Regions from separate parts of the Homo sapiens genome. Here region 2 is linked to region 1. A link is a loop called in an ENCODE intact Hi-C map of the cell type or tissue named here. Cell type or tissue: heart left ventricle. All regions are shown on one strand. Links, peaks and the distances in the headings refer to the core of each region. The heading gives the core; the rest is flanking DNA.

Evidence for each region. Hi-C counts contacts between places; a loop is a spot of excess contacts. Peaks named below come from ENCODE experiments on the same cell type or tissue, not always from the same donor. Only the 100,000 strongest peaks of a DNase experiment are listed, where the experiment ranks them.
Region 2: a loop joins it to region 1, with 5 times the contacts of the local background. A loop is called at or near these places in 4 of 110 quality-filtered maps.

What each region holds. Positions count from the first base shown.
Region 1 is chr17:55,389,456-55,399,172 of GRCh38, reverse strand. It overlaps MMD (monocyte to macrophage differentiation associated), which reads left to right. Exons shown (of 7, transcript NM_012329.3): 7 at 4,639-6,551. The coding sequence ends at 4,839. Among named protein-coding and RNA genes, the nearest start is that of MMD, 28 kb to the left of the region's middle. In heart left ventricle, for the core only: no CTCF peak of the experiment used is centred there; no DNase peak of the experiment used is centred there.
Region 2 is chr17:55,453,388-55,463,104 of GRCh38, reverse strand. All of the region lies in intron 4 of SMIM36 (small integral membrane protein 36), which reads left to right. Among named protein-coding and RNA genes, the nearest start is that of MMD, 36 kb to the right of the region's middle. RefSeq lists an enhancer at 3,938-4,047. In heart left ventricle, for the core only: no CTCF peak of the experiment used is centred there; a DNase peak (open chromatin) is centred at 4,548.

The DNA of each region.
Region 1 (9,717 bases), core at 773-8,772:
CCCAGTAGTTTCCCTGGAGACACTTTCCAAACAGCAACAAAAGGAGGTAAAGCCCAGAGAACAGCAGCCTGGGTGGAGGAAACAGAAATTACAGTTCAGGTTACTGACATGGCTGCAGTTTGTGGGGCAGGGTATGGAAGAGGAGGAAGCCGCTCAGGGAGGATGCTTCAGAAATCCATGAAGCAGTTTCCGTGAGTCGTTGTCCAGATATCAAGCTGAATGTTGTACGGGCCAAAACTCTGCAAGCTCCAGTTGCAAATAACTCTTAGAAGGCTGGAAGATAAATGGAAATTCCGGACAGTTCCCAGTGCTGAAAGACATTGAAGTTCCAACCAAGCAGAGTTCAGAGATGGTGCTGGACATCCCAGGCACTCAGCTGACCCTGCCAAGGCCACAGCTTAGGAGTAGAGCTACTCTATCCCTAGAGGGAGGGCTACTCTAGAACTGCCATAACAAGGCCCAGACAAACCTTGAAAGGATAAAATTGATCCTCCAGTAAATAAACCGCCTAACAGAACAAAACTCAACAATTTTTAAAGGAATACAACAGAATCTTTACTGTAACAACTTAGCATGTACCATAAGTAAATATTATCAGAAATAAATCAATAATAATGTAATAAAATAAATAATAAATATATAATAAATATTACCAGATGGGCAAGAAACTGGAAAGTGACACATACCTAAGGGAAAACAGATCAATAGACACAGATCAAAAGACGGGAGAGATACTGAGATTCACACACAGGGAGTTTAAAACAGATGAGGAATCTCAGAAAATACCTGGAGACTATGAAGAAGAATCCACATGGAGATTCTAGATCCGAAAACTGTGATGTCTTAAGAAAAAAAAATTATTGGAGGGATTTAATAACAGATTGGATATTGCAGAAGCAAAGTTCAGTGAACTTGAAGCCAGGTCTGTAGAAACTATACAAACTGAAGCATGAGAGAAAAGAGTGATTTAAAAATGAACAAAAGAAGAAAGAAATTGGGGCAGTTTTTTGTTTTGGGTTTTCTGTTTTACAGTTTTTCTTTTCTTTTTTTTTTTTTTTTTTGAAGAAATAATAGTTACAACTTTTCCAAATTTGATGAAAAATATCAACCTAGAGATCCACAAAGCACGAGGAGGCCTGAGCAGTATAAACACAAAGAAAACTACACTAAGACACATTAAAGTCAAATTACTAAAAAACAAAGGCAAAGACAAGACCTTAAAATCAGCCAGAGAGAGAAAAAAGAGCAAGGAGAGAAGATGACCACTGACATTTTATCAGAATTCATGGGAGCAGGAATACAATGTAATGGCACATTTAAAATGCTGAAAGGGTCCGGGTGCTGTGGCTCACGCATGTAATCCCAGCACGTTGGAGGCTGAGGCGGGTGGATCATGTGAAGTCAGGAGTTCAAGACCAGCCTGGCCAACATGGTGAAACCCTGTCTCTACTAAAAATACAAAAATTAGCTGAATGTGATGGCAGAACTCCTGTAATCCCAGCTACTCGAGAGGCTGAGGCTGAGGCAGGAAAATCGCCTGAACCCAAGAGGTGGAGGTTGTAGGAGGTTGTAGTGAGCTGAGGTCGGGCCACTGCACTCCAGCCTAGGCAACAACATGAGACTCCATCTCAAAAATAAATAAAATAAAATAAATAAATAAATAAAATGCGGAAAGGAAAAAACAAAAAAACCCTGTCAACTTCAAGTTGAAGTTAGCACAGTTTAGTAATATTAATGTCAAAAATTTAACCAGGGAGGCCAAGGCAGGCAGATCACTTGAGGTCAGGAGTTCGAGACCAGCCTAGCCGACATGGCAAAACCCGTCTCTACTAAAAATACAAAAATTAGCTGGGCGTGGTGGTGGGCACCTGTAGTCCCAGCTACTTGGGAGGCTGAGGCAGGAGAATCACTGGAACACGGGAGGCAGAGGTTACAGTGAGCCAAGATCGTGCCACTGCACTCCAGCCTGGGCAACGGAGCAAGATGCTGTCTCTAAATAAATAAATAAATAAACCAGGATTGCTAGAAATGATGAATTTGTATGTAAATACATGGCTGTTTTTCATTTCTTAATTTCTTCACAAGATAACATGGGGGTTTCTAACATGTAGAAGTAAAGTACATGGTAACAATGGATGGGGTGGAGAAATAGAAGCACATTGTTTTAAGGGTCTTAACCTTGTATAGGGGGTATAATAATAAAGGTACATTGTGATGAGCTAAGGATGCACACTGTAATCCGTAGAATAACCACCACTGGCCAGGCGCGGTGGCTCACGCCTGTAATCCCAGCACTTTGGGAGGCCGAGGTGGGTGGATCACGAGGTCAGGAGTTCGAGACCAGCCTGACCGACATGATGAAACCCCATCTCTACTAAAAATACAAAAATTAGCCAGGTGTGGTGGCACACGCCTGTAATCCCATCTACTTGGGAGGCTGAGGCAGGAGAATCCACTTGAACCTGGGAGGCGGAGTTTGCAGTGAGCTGAGATCATGCACTGCACTCCAGCCTGGGCAACAGAACAAGACTCCATCTCAGAAAAAAAAAAGAATAACCACCACCACCACCAACAACAACAAAAGCAAAATAAATGTTATAGTTAAGTAGTCAAGAGAAAAGATAAAATGGAATCCCAAAGTTATTCAATTTAGTCTAAAGCAGGTGGGAAAATTGGAAAACGGAAACAAAGGATGGATGAAACCAAATAGAAAACAGAGAGCAAGACGGGAGGCTTCAATACAACCATATCAGTAATTAGGTACCTCATATATAATAACAATTACATCACAATGGACTGAACACTCCAACTAAAAGGCAGAGATTGTCAGACTGGATAAAAAAGTTTTCTCATCTGTATAATGGAGATAATAGTACCTAATTTAGGGTCGTTGTGAAGATTAAATGAATAAATATATGAAGTGCTTCAAACAGTGCCTGGCACATAGTTACAATAATGATAATGATAATGAAAAAAAAATTCTGTTTTGATACAGAATTAACTATGTTCTAGGTCTTTGAAAGTTGAGGTAAATGTGGTATCTTGAGGATACTAGTTAACAGAATGCATGTCAAAACTAACCTGCGTACTTGGTTTGGTGTCTTGCTTGTTTTGGCAGAAAGGAAAAAAAAGGATATTTTGTAACAGTGACTGGCCATGTGATTTTGTTCAGGCCACTTCACTGCTCTGGCCTTAGTCTCCTCACCTCTGCAATAAGGGGGTTGTGTTAGATGAGTGACTCTTACTATTTGGGAGTCCCTGTGCCCCTTTGCGAATCTGATGAGAGCCTTACCCCTATCCTAGAAGAGGGCTCCTAATACACACACAAATACTTTTGTATAATGTGTATTCATTGCTGTATAACCTTGAGGAATTAATAACGTGTGGTATTTTGTCTTTGTTTTTACTTTTTAAATAAAAATAAATCTAGCTGAAGTCCTTTCTTACCAAGGTTAGGAAGAAATCCAATGTCAGTCCATTTGGATTGGCTCCTTCCCCATCTTTTGATCCCACACAAAACATGGGGGCTTCTGTGAACTTTGAAAAAGGACTGAAGCTCACAGCTGGCCCTAGATCCTCACACCTGGTCCTTAGCTCATGATGGTCTATTGTTGCCTTGCTTTTAGCCGAGGGCCTTGGGGCCCATTCTAATCAGGTGCCTGAGTTAGAGCTTCCCTTTACTCTTGCGGGGCACACAAGGCTGCTGCCCAGTGCCCAGGCCTCTAGGACACCCACACACCTATCCCCTTCCAAGGCCCTGCCGTGATCTGCCTTAGGTTTCCATTCACTCTGCAGAACCTGTCTCCTTTCTATTCCTAGTCCTCAGAAATCCAGGGGACTAACTTGTTTCTTCATCAGCTTCTAAGCATTGCCTCTATTCTCTCTCCTCATTCATACAAGCCATTTTAATCTTGTAGATGGGCCTTGGTCTTTGAAAACCAAGAACAGCCTAAAAAATTCTCCCTTCTGCCCTAAGACACACAAGAATATTAACTTATTGCTAAGCTAAGCAATGGCCAGGCTCGAATACAAAAAGGCCTGGAGACATCTAGAAGGCTAGGAAATATCTTGTACTATGTGATCTGTGATTTCAGAGGTCACTTCTAGTTACGGTTTTCCTGTGTCAGCCTTAAGGAATCTATAAGCTCACATAAGCAGGGGAAGTCTCAAAGCAGCAATCAGTGTAGAACAGTGTTTGAGAAGGACAAAGGGAAGTAAATACCCTGCCTGAGATGTAAATTATAAATAGAGTGGCTTGGGCCTGCCTTAGTAGGGAAGGAAGCATTTAAAGGGGAAGATGAGAACAGAGGATTGCACTTTATTAAAATGAACTCCCATGTCTGGCTATGATTGCAGTTTGCTTAAATATGCTGTAAATGAGCAGAATGTTCTGCTTTTTCATTTGGGACCTGTAATGTGATTGCTTGCTCAACTCAAGAGTGTCAGTCCAAAGGGCAATCCAGGTCGATGTATAAGAGACTTTTTTTATGTTTGGTTCATGTTTACAGATCAGGATTGTGTTCACACAGCTTCTTCATTGTCTAGAAAATCAAGAGCCTTAGAGAGAATTACAGTTATCTGTAGCTTGCCATGCAGAGTAACATCAAACCCTTTTTATTTTTTTTTCTCTGTTGACAGAACAACACCGATGGACTTCAGGAACTTGCCTGTGGGGGCTTAATTTATTGCTTGGGAGTTGTGTTCTTCAAGAGTGATGGCATCATTCCATTTGCCCACGCCATCTGGCACCTGTTTGTGGCCACGGCAGCTGCAGTGCATTACTACGCCATTTGGAAATACCTTTACCGAAGTCCTACGGACTTTATGCGGCATTTATGACCAATCTGTACTAATTCTCCAAACCAGTATTATTTCAATTATGGCACTTGGGAGTGGGGTGAGAGCTAAACATTGCACAGGGAAAGAAAAAAAATAACTGCACTGACTTTATATCTTTTGAATATAATTACTGTGAAAGTATAAAGGCTGTGTTCTGGAATTTTCTGCCTCACAGCAAATAAATAAGGTAGTGAATTAATTATTCATTCCATTCCACTATCATGAAGGACTCTGAATAGACTTGGCCAACTGATGTTTACAAACCAGACTTTTATATTTTAATTTTACAGATTTTACTACATGATTTTTCTAAATTACTATGTCAGGTTGTAAAAGTCAGTGCAATAACAAACCTTCCTTTTTAAGAAGAAAATTGTTTCTATTACTTTCCCATTCACTAGGTAAAGAATCATGGACAGAACTTACACTACTTTTTACCATGTTTCATCTTGGCATAACATGGTTCTTTTTTAAATAGAAACTTTAGTTTTTTGTAAATTTTTAAAAAAATATTTCATTGATATGCATCTCTGCAGGTCCTCATTCATGTTGTAAATTTTTGCAGCAAGCAGTCAACATTCCACAAACGAACAAACATTATACCTCTTCTGATAGTTTTATTAAGCATGGAGAAATTGCCAATTTTTAAAAACTGCAGTTTTCCAAACTTTTCTGCCAACCTCTTACTCTGAATTCAGTGCTGCTTTGGGACATATACTTGACCTAGCTTGGTTTACCAGTGATGGAAAAGTATTTTGATATCATTAACTTTTTCAAAAGATCCAACTTTTTCTCTATGCCTTTGCCACATTCTCTTCAGGGTCTCTTTCCACAGTGGATAAATGTTTTTTCTGTATTATGACAGTATTGTTGTGATGGCCATCTGCTGGAAACTCCTGAAGAGCATTATGTATTACAGTGAGCAGTTGTATTGCCTGTTTGGTGCCCAATGGTTAAGTCATTGTCACTTAGCTTTATATTGTCAGTTTGATATTTATTTTAAATTGTGGAACTAGATGCATAAATTCACATTTCTGCCTTTCCTTTGCATCTTCTCATATATTGTGTTTTTTTTTTTTTTTCCTAGAAAAAATATTTAAAGCATTGTTTGACAGGTAGAAACTCATGTATCTGTAGTCCATGAGTTATATCCTGGCTCAGTGGAGTGATATTTATGTATTATTTTTACTTTTCTCTCAGTGTCTTATATTAAGATTAACATGTTGTTAATAGTTGCTTTGTTGATTAATCTCTCTTGTTGGTGTTTTAATAAATGAAATAGGCTTGCCTTTAGATCGGGTGCTGATATTGCCTGTTTCCTAGTAATGGGCTGATCAAATGATCAGTGGAATTCTTGGTTTGATGATAACCTTATTAATTGAAATTTTTTACTGATGTGGCTTTAAAAGAGGTTTATTTTGTATATGTTTAGAACTCTCTGATTTTGATGAATTATATGGGAATGAGAAACAGAAGAAGTGGTATTTGCTGGCGAGTTAAATAGGCAAGGTACCCAGTGATAACACCAACCAAACCACTCCTATCTGCATGATTCTGAACATCTGGATGCCTGTTGTTTTACTGTGTATATTTTATTTTTAATATATTAACTTTGTGGATTCATTTAAGGTCTACTCAAAAGTAACACTGTCAAAACCACTAATATGTATGTAAAAATTGTGCTGTATACTACAATAAAGTTGTTACTTGGATTTGTTCCACTGTCTCTAAATTAGATGACTGTGAAGAAAAATGAATACACCCTGTCACTTAGAACTTTCTAGTCTACTTTTTAATAATTGAAATGCCAGAGTCAGCTCAAACATTAATCAACAGACATTTTCAGTTTAAAATACACTAGTCAGGACCTAATGATTTCAAGTTTTTTAGATGATGCATCCTTACCAAGGTAAGCCTTTTGGTTTAGCATATTTAATATTCTATAGGACTGAGGTGACAGTCTTTTATGTTACCAACCAGACAAGTAGCAGATTATAAATCTTAACAACTCTCCTAGTGTTAGATGCCATTCTACCTCTTCTGTAGTGTGGGAAACCAGGGCCAGAGAAGTTCAACTGCTTCATCCTAAATCAGGGAGCTGGAACAGCAACCAGCTCTATCTGATTCCGAAGCCTCCCATTGACTATACCACTGCATTTCTAGAGTCAGCAGAAACAAATAAAAAAACTTGAACTAAAAATTCATCAGGCATGGACACAGAAAAGAAAACACTATTCACATGGTTTAGAACCTCAATAATCCCTCAGATAACTCTCTGTCAAATCTAATTTTGAAGATTGAGTGTCTTGAAGCGTTATGATTCCCAAGAGTTCTGTCCTTTAGGTCACCAGTGTGACCTCATCCATTTCTAGAGTGTCCCCACTATTGTGCTGTCAGCTTCTTGGTCAGTATCTTCAGCCTTAAACTATTTTCTAAGGACTAGACCTCTCTCTAGTCAACTGCCTAAATGCTCCCAGACATATTGACTCAAACCGTCCCAAACTGATTTCATTATCTTTCCTCATCCTACCACCAAACCTATTTTCTGAAATTTCCTAACTTAGTTAATGGCATGGCCACAGCCATCTGTTCATTCATGCATCCTTGATTTCTTGCACCCCCCAGATGCAACAGGTCAGCCAGAACTGTCACCCCTGCCTTTCTCACAACTCCCTGGTCTGGTTCCTCACCTCTCTTCACACTGCAGGGTCCTAAAAAGACCTACTTAGCACTCATCAGACTACAGCAGCCACCTCCTCATTTGTATCCCTGCCACTGCTTACACCCCTCAAATGAGCTCATCCTCCACACTGTACCAGCATTATCTTCCCAAAATAAAATCTGAGCATGTGTCTCGATGCTCCAAAACTTCCACTGACTATTATCCTATAAGATTCACGCCAGATGCTTTAGCATGGACTCTTCACATGCTGACTCCGCCTGATCGGCCCTCTCCCCAGCTGAACCCCACTTGACATCAGCCCTGCTAGTGATTTTCACAGCCTCCCCCACAACACACATGCCCTCATGGTGCTTTTGCAGCTGTGTTTTTGTACCTGCTGTTCCTTGGCCTGGAATGCCCTTACTCCAGCCCCTTTCCTACCTGGCAAATAGTTGCTTATTCCAAGCCTTCATCAGGTGCCACCCATCTCCCTTGTGCCATTGACCAAGTTCCCCCTGGCATGAGTAGTAGTGCCCTCCTTTGACCCCATGGCACAGATATTCCTTCATGGCCCCTGTCATGGTGCATTGTGATTGTGTTTACTGTCTTTACCTCTGGTCTTGGGACTGACCTCCTTCAGGCAGGGACAGAGTCTCATCCACTTCTGTTCCTAGCTTCTAGCATAGCACTGGCTTATGACAAGAGTGAAGAAGTTTTGTTGAATGAAAGGGGCAGGGTCGGGGGAAGGTTGGAGAATGTTGCTGTGGAAGGGAAAGACTGAGAATAAAGCATTTTTTAGGACAGACTTTGGTTTTAGCAGGTTTATCCTGTCCATCACAAGCACTCTTACTAGCTGGAAACTGACTTTTAGCTTCTTAGGCCTTAGAGGCTTTTTTGACCACAAGGGTCAGCTAGAACATTCGTGGCAACCACAGGAAAGTTGATGAGAAAATAGAGTGTAAATATTAGAAAATATGTCCTAAAGAAGAAAATGTCCAGCATTTTTATTGGTGCTTTCCTAGAAATAACAATTTACAAAATTATTTTGAGAGAAAAAAGTATTTGGCCTAACGTATTTCCCTCTGGTCCTCTTTTCTGAATATAGTAATAAAATAAAACAATTGTGCAATCATTGGGTCTTAGTGCAGATTATACTCCAGAAGCAACAACTTAAATTTTTAAAAATATTTTGAATATTTTTACTTTAAAAATCATACAGCTATATAAAATCCTTTGGAAAATAGAGAAAGCTAAAAATTATCCAGCATTCATTTATCATAATATATTTTAATATACTTGCAATTTTTTATTTCCCTATTTTTATTATACAGCTGTAAATATGCCACATATGTAATTTTATATACTTTTTCCTACTTATTATAAGCATTTAAAAATACTATTATATTGGCCGGGCGCAGTGGCTCACGCCTGTAATCCCAACACTTTGGGAGGCCAAGGCGGGCGGATCACGAGGTCAGGAGTTCAAGACAAGCCTGACCAACATGGTGAAACCCCGTCTCTACTAAAAATACAAAAAAAAATTAGCTGGACTTGGCGGTGCATGCCTGTAATCCCAGCTACTCAGGAGGCTGAAGCAGGAGAATTGCTTGAACCTGGGAGGTGGAGGTTGCTGTGAGCCAAGATCACACCACTGCACTCCAGCCTGGGCAATGGAGCAAGACTCCATCTCAAAAAAAAAAAAAACAAAAAACTATTATTACTATTATATCATTTCATAGCAAGAATTTTCAATGATTTCATCATCTTTCAGAACTGGATATGCAGCCTATTTTGCTTAATCATTTGCCTAATTTTGGATATTTAGATTGCTTTAGATTTTTTAATATAAACAATGCTGCAGTGAACATACAGCTTCGTCCATATTTATGACTGGGTTTTAAAGGTAATAATAATAAACAACTGACTGCTTCTTATGTATCAGGTACTCTGCTAGTTTACATGGATTATCTCATTTTATGTTTACAAAAAACTTATAGATAAATCATTTTCTTATTCCCATTTTACAGATGAGGAAACAAATACAGATGAATAAGTTTCCTTGCCCAAGGTAAGTGGCAGAACCCGAGTGAACCCAGGAACCCTAGAGGCTTTTTTCATTTTCAAGAGAGCCATTCCTGGGGCAAAGGTTTATTGATGGGTTTACCCAAAGGAAGACCTTTTAAAAATAGAGCTCATTTCCAAATCTCTACATTTAT
Region 2 (9,717 bases), core at 1,202-9,201, 64 kb before region 1:
GGGGGGCAGTTATGTATTATTACATAGCCTGGAGGATCATGTGGAACTCCAATTAGAAAAGAAAAAATACCTTTTCCTTCTGACTCAGAGGCCAAATGTTCTTGGGTAAATGAAGATAAATCCCCAGCTTAGATATCAAATTTATCATCATGTGGGAAAGGCCTCTTTAACAGAGAGTTTTCCAGCTTTCTGGGGGTTGGGAGGAGTCTTCTATCATTCCTCAGACACAGTAATTGGCCTTCAAAGGACCTCTCCACATCTGAGGCTCATAACCCCAGAGGCCTGAGTATTCTGTCTCTGGGCCTGACCTATTTTAGATTGTGCATTCTAACCCACAGTAAATATTAAAGTGTTATGAATTGTTGAGCACCTAACAAGTGCTAGTCCCTTAAAAAACTAAAGTATGGCTTTAGTTCTTTATTTCAAATCCTCATGACAACGCTGCATGCCAGATTTTTAAAAATTTGTATGTATTTATTTATTTTTATTTATTTATTTAGAGACATAATCTCACTCTGTTGCCCAGGCTGGAGTGCAGTGGTTCTGTCATAGCTCACTGCAACTTCAAATTCCTAGGCTCAAATGATCCTCCCACTTCAGCCTCCTGAGTTACTAAGACTACAGGCACATGCCACCTGGCTAATTTTTTAAATTTTTGTAGGGATGAGGTCTTGCTACGTTGCTAAGGCTGGTCTTGAATTCCTGGCCTCAAATGATCCTCCTGCCTTGGCCTCCCAAAGTGCTGAGATTACAGGCATAAGCCACCATGCCCTGCACATGGCAGCTTTTATTAGCCCATTTTTCAGATGAGGAAATGAACAGCCAGAGGTTAATTAACTTAATGCTTATATTAACTTTATATACTTCTTATTAAGTATTAATAAGTATTAATTAACTTAATACTTATATTAACTTCATACTTTTAAGTATTAAGTGGGGAAGTCAATATTCAAACCCAAGTCTATCCATCTAAAACCAAGATTTAATCCAAGGCCATACACTTTCCACAACATCAAACTGCTTGCCCTAAAATCTGTCCAAAATTATTTCAAGCTAGACCTTTAACTATCTTCTTAACAAGTTACCCAGAAAAATATGAATTTGCCTATCACCATATCTACAATCTTTCCCATTTGTTACTCCAGATCAGTGGCTCAGTGGATCCCTAATGTAACCTACATTTGCAGCCTTCTTCCGTAAGAATTCTCTGCCCTGAATTGTTCTATTGACTAACCACATTACAGAATCAAAAACAGTATGATTTCAAGGAGACATTTAACTCATTCAATACCACCACTGGTGGGAGTCTGTACTTTCTGGTTTTTGGTTTTTGTTTTTGCTTTTTTGCCTCATTAAAGAAATGAAGATCATAAAAATGAATTATGTTTTTCTGGAAATTCATAGAAATGTGTTTGCTTTCTGTGTTTAAATATACAGTATAATTTATACATAAATAATTTACTTATGTTTTTTCTTTGTTTTTGTATTTGTTTTTGTTTTTTTGAGACAGGGTTTCACTCTGTTGTCCAGGCTGAAGTGCAGTGGCATGATCACAGCTCACTACAGCCTGGCACTCCTGGACTCAAGCAACTCTCCTGCTTCTCTATAATCAGTCCTCTTCCCCACCACAGTCCCTGGCAATCACTGATCTGATTTCTGTCCCTATAGTTTCACCTTTTCCAGAATGTCCTGTAAATGGGATTGTACAGTACATAGCCTGTTGAGTATGGCTTTTCCATTTAGTATTATGTGTTGAGATTTATCCATGTTGTTGCATGGATAATCATTTCTTTTTAGCAAGGATATTTTGAGAGTGTATAAGCAAGAGAAAAGACAGAAGGAAGAAAAATAGGACAATGCTTTGGGGGAGTAAGGTGATGTTGAGTCAAGAATCAGGTGTTTGGAAAATTGAACGCACTCAAAATATGGTGCAAATAATTATTGTAGATTTTTTCCCAAAGTCTAATGTACACAAATCTCTCCCTTCTACCTCTCCTGGGCTTTAGGTTAGAGTTAATTATACTTCTCAGTTCCCAATATCTTATTACCTTCAGTCTGTGCAAGGCCACACTCCTGCTTAATTTTATTATGTTTCTTAAGTTATTCTCTACACAAGTACAAATCTCCTTCTCCCAGATTTTCTCTTTAGCTCACTTGTTCACTATATGTGCTTAGGTACACATGGATTCTTAAATCCTACATAGTGCTAATTCATGTATTTATGGTTTTTTTTGTTTTTGTTTTTTTGAGACAGGGTCTCACTCTGTCACCCAGGCTGCAGTGCAGTGGCACAGTCTCGGCTCACTGGAAGCTCCGCCTCCTGGGTTCACGCCATTCTCCTGCCTCAGCCTCCCGAGTAGCTGGGACTACAGGCACCCACCACCATGCCCAGCTAATTTTTTTGTATTTTTTAGTAGAGATGGGTTTCACCGTTTTAGCCAGGATGGTCTCGATCTCCTGACCTCGTGATCTGCCCGCCTCGGCCTCCCAAAGTGCTGGGATTACAGGCGTGAGCCACTGCTCCCGGCCTATTTATATGTTTTAAATTTACGTAAATGGTATTTTATGCCATTACATAAATGGCATCAAGCTTGTGCTGTTTTGTTTTCACTTAGCATTATAGCTTTTTTGTTGTTGTTGTTCTTTTTTTTTGTTTTGTTTTTTGTTTTTTGTTTCCAGACAGAGTCTCACTCTTGTCGCCCAGGCTGGAATGCAGTGGCACAATCTAGGGTCACTGCATCCTCTGCTGCCCAGATTCAAGCGATTCTCCTGCCTCAGCCTCCCAAGTAGCTGGGATTACAGGCACCTGCCACCGCACCTGGCTAATTTTTGTAGTTTTAGTAGAGACAGGGTTTCACCATCTTGGCCAGGCTGGTCTTGAACTCCTGACCTTGTGATCCACCTGCCTCGGCCTCCCAAAGTGCTGGGGTTACAGGCGTGAGCCACCATGCCTGGCCAGCATTATGTTTTTAAGATCTATGGATGATGAGTTAACAACATATAGGACTTTGAAAACTGCAAAGACCTCTACAAATGTTACTACTACTAGTAGTGATAATAATACATAGTAACAATTTGTTCAATAAATATTTTTATGTTATTTATTTATTTGAGAAACAGGGTCTCACTCTGTTGCCCAGGCTGAGTGCAGTGGTGCTATCATAGCTTACTACAGCCACCAACCCCTAGGCACAATCCCCCTGCCTTAGCCTCCAAAGTCGCTGGGATTATAGGCACATGCCACCATGCCTAGCTTTTTATTTTATTTTTTGTAGAGACAGGGTCTTGCCATACTGCCAAAGCTGGTCTCGAATTTCTGGGCTCAAGCGCGCCTCCTGCCTTGGCCTCCCAAAGTGCTCCGATTACAGTTGTGACCATGCCCAGCCAAGAAATCATTTTTAGCATCTATTCTAGGCATGTTGCTAAACCTTTGGGGTAGAGAAATCATTTTAAAGGACATAGTTCCTTATGAAGGAAGACAGTAAACAAATAATTGCATAATCAACTATATAAATATGATAGCAGTAAGTCTAAAATTGTAAAGAACTGAACAGTATGAGGATTTCTAACAGTAGACCTACCCTCACCTTGAGATTCAGGGACAACTTCCCTGAGGCAAGGATAGTTATGCCAACTTTTGTCCCTTAAATTCAAATTCATAAAAGACCCATATATGCCACACATATTGGACATATACCAAATAGGTTTTGCCATATTTTCAGAAGGATAAATTTGAACAACAACAAAAAAAATCTAGGACCTAGCTGCAGAAAATTTGATCCAATGACTCTCTGGAGAGATGACTCAAGCCCAGGTCACCTAGAGATGACTTAGAACAACACAAAACATTCAAAACCGAATTAATCAATGGTGTGAGTCAACTTCTTATTCTGAAATGGGAATCCCCCTCTCAGGGCGTGTGATGGGGGTGGGGCTCGCATCTTCAGTGCCCCGCTGCTCAAACCTCTAGGGAAGCATACACACGGACAGGCTGTGGGGCTCCGACCCCATGGCAGTGTCTAGGGATGAATGTTAGTAGTGTATAGGGGTGAATGTTGACAGCTCCTGAGGCCCCAGTGGGCGTGTGTTACAGGGTGCTCTCAGTTTGCCATCTACAGACCACTTGAATTAACCAGCTCAATTAGACCCTCTTCCTTATCACAAGGACAGAGGGATTTCTGTACCCCGGGGTTTCTTGCCTTGGTGTACTGGAAGAAGCAAATCACACGTGGGCTTGGAGAATGAGTGTAAAATTTTATTGCGTGGAGGTAGCTCTCAGCGGACGGAGGATCCACAAGGGAGGTAGTCTTCCCCTGCAGTTGGGCCTCTCAGCAGCCCGGCTGTCCTCCCACTGCCCTGGCCAGACTGCCCTGGCCAGACTCCACTGCCTGCGGGCATGCTCTTCGGCCGCAGAGGAGGCATGCTCTTCTGCGAGCTCTTCTCAACGACCAGCTGCTTGTGTCTTCTTCAGCCGACGTGCTCCTTTTGATGTGTGGCTGCCCGCTAGGATGTGTGTGTGGTACGGGGCGGGGGGTGGGGGTGGAGAACGGTTATTATAGGTACAGGATGGGGCGTGGCAGGCCAGGGTGGTGTCGGGAAATGCAACAGTTGGGCAGGAAATGTCTGTCCTCACCTAGGTCCGTGGGGTGGATCCCTAACAAGGGACCACGCCCTCCTCTACCCTGCACTTCCCTTCCCCGGTTTCCTATTATTTAAAGAGACCAGGGTCTTCCCTTCCCAGCACTCCCATATTAATTCCACGCAAGTGGAAGTCACCAACAGCTACACCAGCATTGTCAGAAGGAATATTAATTAAACTGCTGTCGCTGCAGATTGTGACTGGGGGCCTGTTTGCTTGGATGTAGGAACAATTGGAGAAAGTGAGTAATAGAACATCCAGATAGCGGATCATGTCATTATTCTTGGTTTTACTGCTGAACTACACCAAATAATTGGTTCTAAAGAGAGAACAATAATCCAGGTTCACAATACAGAATTTATACCCCCAAACTAAGTAGTATATATTGCATTCATCTCCCTTTAATGTAAAGTAGGAAGGAGAAACAATAGAGAAAAGACACACTCTAAAAGCGGAGAGCACATACTCGCATGAAAATGTTCAGCTAGCAGGCAAATCCCAATTCTGTACCTCCACTAATCTCAAGAACAGGCATCATCCTTTGGATTAATGACATAGTCAAGTATTTTTCCCTTTAGTGAGATAGCCAGATAAAGATCTCTACAGATGTCAACATTTTTTTATTTTTTTAATTAACAAAAGGCCGGCGCGGTAGCTCAAGCCTTTAATCCCAGCACTTTGGGAGGCTGAGGTGGGGGGATTGCCTGAGGCCAGGAGTTCGAGACCAGCCTGGCCAATATAGTGAATCCCGTCTCTACTAAAAATACAAAAATTAGCTGGGCATGGTTGTGGGCGCCTGTAATCCCAGCTACTCGGGAGGCTGAAGCAGGAGAATGGCTTGAACCCGGGAGGCGGAGGTTGCAGTGAGCCAAGATCGCACCATTGCACTCCAGTCTGGACAACGAGAGCAAAATTCCGTCTCAAAAACAAAAAATAAAAATAAAAAAAATTTTTTTAAAGATCTCGAGAGCTGTCAATTTTATTTTATTCTATTCTTTTTTTTTTTTTTTTTTTGAGACGGAGTTTCACTCTTGTCACCCAAGCTGGAGTGCAATAGTGAGATCTCAGCTTACTGCAACCTCTGCCTCCTGGGTTCAAGCAATTATCCTGCCTCAGCCTCCTGAGTAGCTAGGACTACGGGTGCACACCACCATGCCCAGCTAATTTTTTTTGTATTTTTAGTAGGGATGGGGTTTCACCATATTGGCCAGGATGGTCTTGGTCTCCTGACCTCGTGATCCGCCCGTCTCAGCCTCCCGAAGTGCTGGGATCACAGGCATGAGCCACCACAACTGGCCCATTTATATATTTTCTAATAAGGCAGATTTATTTGAAAACTGCCTGGTTTATCCTTTTATCCTTTCCCAATCTACTCTTATGACCATGAATTAATCTCACAAAAATCTGTGTCCTCATGTTTGAGGAAAAACATTACATTATAACTGCTTACCCATTCGCAATCCTCTCACACAGGAAATCTGAAATCACTAACTGCTATGTAGGATTTATCAAAATGCTGGATGTTTAATGGTGCCTAAAAGACTAAAGGGCATGGCCTATTTTGAATGTACTTTGAAAGCCTCTCAATTTGCCTTTTTAATGTGTTGACATGAGTGGAGATTTAACACCAAGGGTGACCTGAAAGTAATGAAACTTATAATTAAGTCCCAAGAGAAAACCCACATAATTATTTTTTAGTATTCACCTTCCTGTTTGAATATGATTCACATTGAAAAATATTTATTGAACCTTCCTACTATATTCAAGAGAAACACAAACAAACACAGACTTAAACAGCCAAGTTCTTAATCTTGGGCCCTTAAACAGACTGTTTAACAATCACATTGTCCTTGAATGCCCATATCTCTAAATTAATTTGCGGAAAATTAGGGCTCAGGGCTTTCTTCAGATTCTCAAAGGCATCTGTGGCCTTAAGAAATTTAGGGATCACTGTCCTGGTTGTGCAATAAGTCATATGGAAGAATTGATGGATAGGTTTGTCTACTGTGGGAAAAAAGATGGAATGATAAATTGTTAAAGGTGAATTGGTACTTAAAAATCATCTAATCTGAATCAGACTTCTGTGCTTTACAGATGAGAAAACTGAGGCACAGCAGGGAAAGGTGACTTGCCCCTAGTACAGGAGACAATTAAGAATGGGCCGTAGCCCTCATTCTGGAACTATGGATGTGACTTGTATAGGGAAAATTAACTGCCATAAAACAATTACAGGAGAAGAAGCAAAAGAGTCCCTTTGCTTGGGAGGAACAAGAAAAGACCTGATGAGGGATATGGACTTTGAAACAGTTTCAAATGATCCTTTTTTTTTTTTTTTTTTTTTTTTTTTTTGAGACAGTTTTGCACTTGTTGCCCAGGCTGGAGTGCAATGGTGCGGTCTTGGCTCACTGCAACCTCCGCCTCCTGGGGTCAAGCTTTTCTCCCACCTCAGCCTCCCAGGTAGCTGGGATTACAGGTGCGTCCTACCACACTCAGCTAATTTTTGTATTTTTAGTAGAAACAGGGTTTCACCGTGTTGGCCAGGCTGGTCTCAAACTCTTGACCTCAAATGATCCATGTGCCTCGGCCTCCCAAAGTGCTGGGATTACAGGTGTGAGCCACCGCACCCAGCATGTTTTTTTTGTTTTTGTTTGTTTGTTTGTTTGTTTTTGTTTTTGAAACAGCTCTCCTTCTGTCACCCAGGCTGGAGTGCAGTGGCATGATCACAGCTCACTGCAGCCCGAACCTCCCGAATTCAAGCAATCCTCCCACTTCAGCCTTCCTGGAGTTGCTGAAACCACAGGCATGCTCCACCATGACTGGCTAATTTTTTTGATTTTTCGTAGAGACGAGGTCTCACTATGTTGCCCAAGCAGGTCCCAAACTCCTGGGCTCAACTGATCCTCCCACCTTGGCCTCCCAAGTTGCTGAGATTATAGGCATGAGCCACTGCACCCAGTCTCAAATGATATTAATAGATTTTAAGCGATTACGGAAGGCTAAGGTGACAGTGGATGGAATATGAGTGTCATCTAGGGAGAAAAAGCACAAAGCTAAGAATGTATGAATCCTGTTTGAACAACAGTGTGGGGAGGGGGGCAGCGTGGGGGTGGTGGGAGAGGAATAGAAGGAGATGAAATGAGGCCAGAGAGATAGGTGGCAATCCTGTTGCGAAAGGCATCGGAGACCAGATGAGGATTTACACTCTATACACAACACGGGTTAAAGAATCCACAAGCTACCATGTATTCCCTATCATATTTCCAAAGCCTTCTTTAAATGCTTGCACTTACTCAGCATTGGCAAACACTCATAAACACTGCTGGTGGGCTGTAAATCAGTACAACCTCTCCAGAGGGAAATTTGGAAATCAGTATCAAAATGCTTTGAAAAGGGCATAGCTTTTGACTGAGCAATGTCTCTTCCAGGAATTTATTCTAAGTAAACAATAATGAATGTGCACAGATAGTTCTCTCTAAGACTATCCATTGCAGTGTTTGTTCTAGTAATGAATAATGCAAAATTGCCTAATGCCCACACATAGGGAATACATTAAATTATGGTATCTCTTCACGATGAAAAAAAATATGGTCATTAAATCTCATGTTGTAGAACAGTAGTCACTGGCATGGGAAAATATTTATGATGCATCGTGAAGATTTTAAATTTGTTTTGATTATTTTACCTTCTGTATTATGTTTTCCTCAAATAAGAAGCCAGAGGTTTTAAACTTGCCTGTGCAAGTTTATCTTGCTTTATTTCACTAAAAATGTATTGTAAGCATAGAAAGCCCATAACACACTTTTTTAAAGCAAGTTTCACAGCAGTACGTATACTATCATCATTAATGTAAAAGGCGTGTAAATACATGTATATAGACTCAAAGGATACTCATTAAAATGTTAATGAGTGGTTATCCCCAGTTGTTAAATTAACATTAAAAATTTTTACTTTCTGTTGATCTATGTTTTCTAGGTCTTAAAAAATAACGTGTGATCCTTTTAAAAGCAAAACAATACAGGTATTCGTTTTGTGAGTTTTTTAACGGTAATCCCTGCAGCTTTTTTATTTTTTAGTGAGGAGGTAAATCCAGCCAGGATGATTGCTGACCTCAGCGGTTCTTTCTCTTTTGTAATGCACATCAAAATGCTACAGGACACTTTCCTTTCTCAGTTTTTCCTATCTTATTTTGAAAGCTTGTTTTGTCTGAGATAATTTATTTGGGGGCTTCATTTATCTCTTAACATTTCCTCCTTTTTAATAAACATCTTTCTAAACCCACTTTTTAAATATGAATATTCCAAAGACTCACACCAAACACCTACTTAAAACCAACTTCCTAGGAAAGTTACTTCTGGTTTTGTCAACAGTTCCATCGCTGCCCAGCTGACACTGGTGGTCAGCTGCTAATGACCCTTCCGCTGGAGAGAAGAGGAAGTGGGCTTGGCTCTAACTTGCCCTGATCCCCTTCCAGCCTGACATTTCTATGCACAGAGAACTAATGGAGTCAGACCAGACTGCAAATTCCCATGCTGCCATGCAGGTAGATATTTCCTAGAGAATCAGAGAGTTCTGCTACTAATCCTCAAAAGGGGAAAACACTAAGTTATTTCAGACATCACCCAATGAAGATCTATCCCACTGCCCTACTTAGTCTTGACCCAACTACTCTAAATATCTATTTTACTGTTAAAACCTGGGAATCTCCCATTAATAGTAGAACTAATAAATAAATTGTGGTGTATTCCTACCTGCAGGGGTGGGAGGGAACAGTAGGGGCTTCCAGGGGATCTGGTAATGTTCTGATTCTTGTTCTCAGTGCTAGTTATTAGCGTGTGTTCAACTTCTAAGAATCCACTCTATGTACACCAATGATATGTGCACTTTTGGCATATATGTTATACTTGAATAAAAAGTTTAAAAATACACTATTATTTTTAAAAACAACCTGGAAATCGTTACTGCCATTCCCAGAACAAAGATCCTGGTATATTTTATTTGGATCAGTGCTGAACTTGCCAAGAAACCTATGGGATGATTTATATGGTTTGCAGGCCTTTAAACGTGAAAGGAAGGCAGAA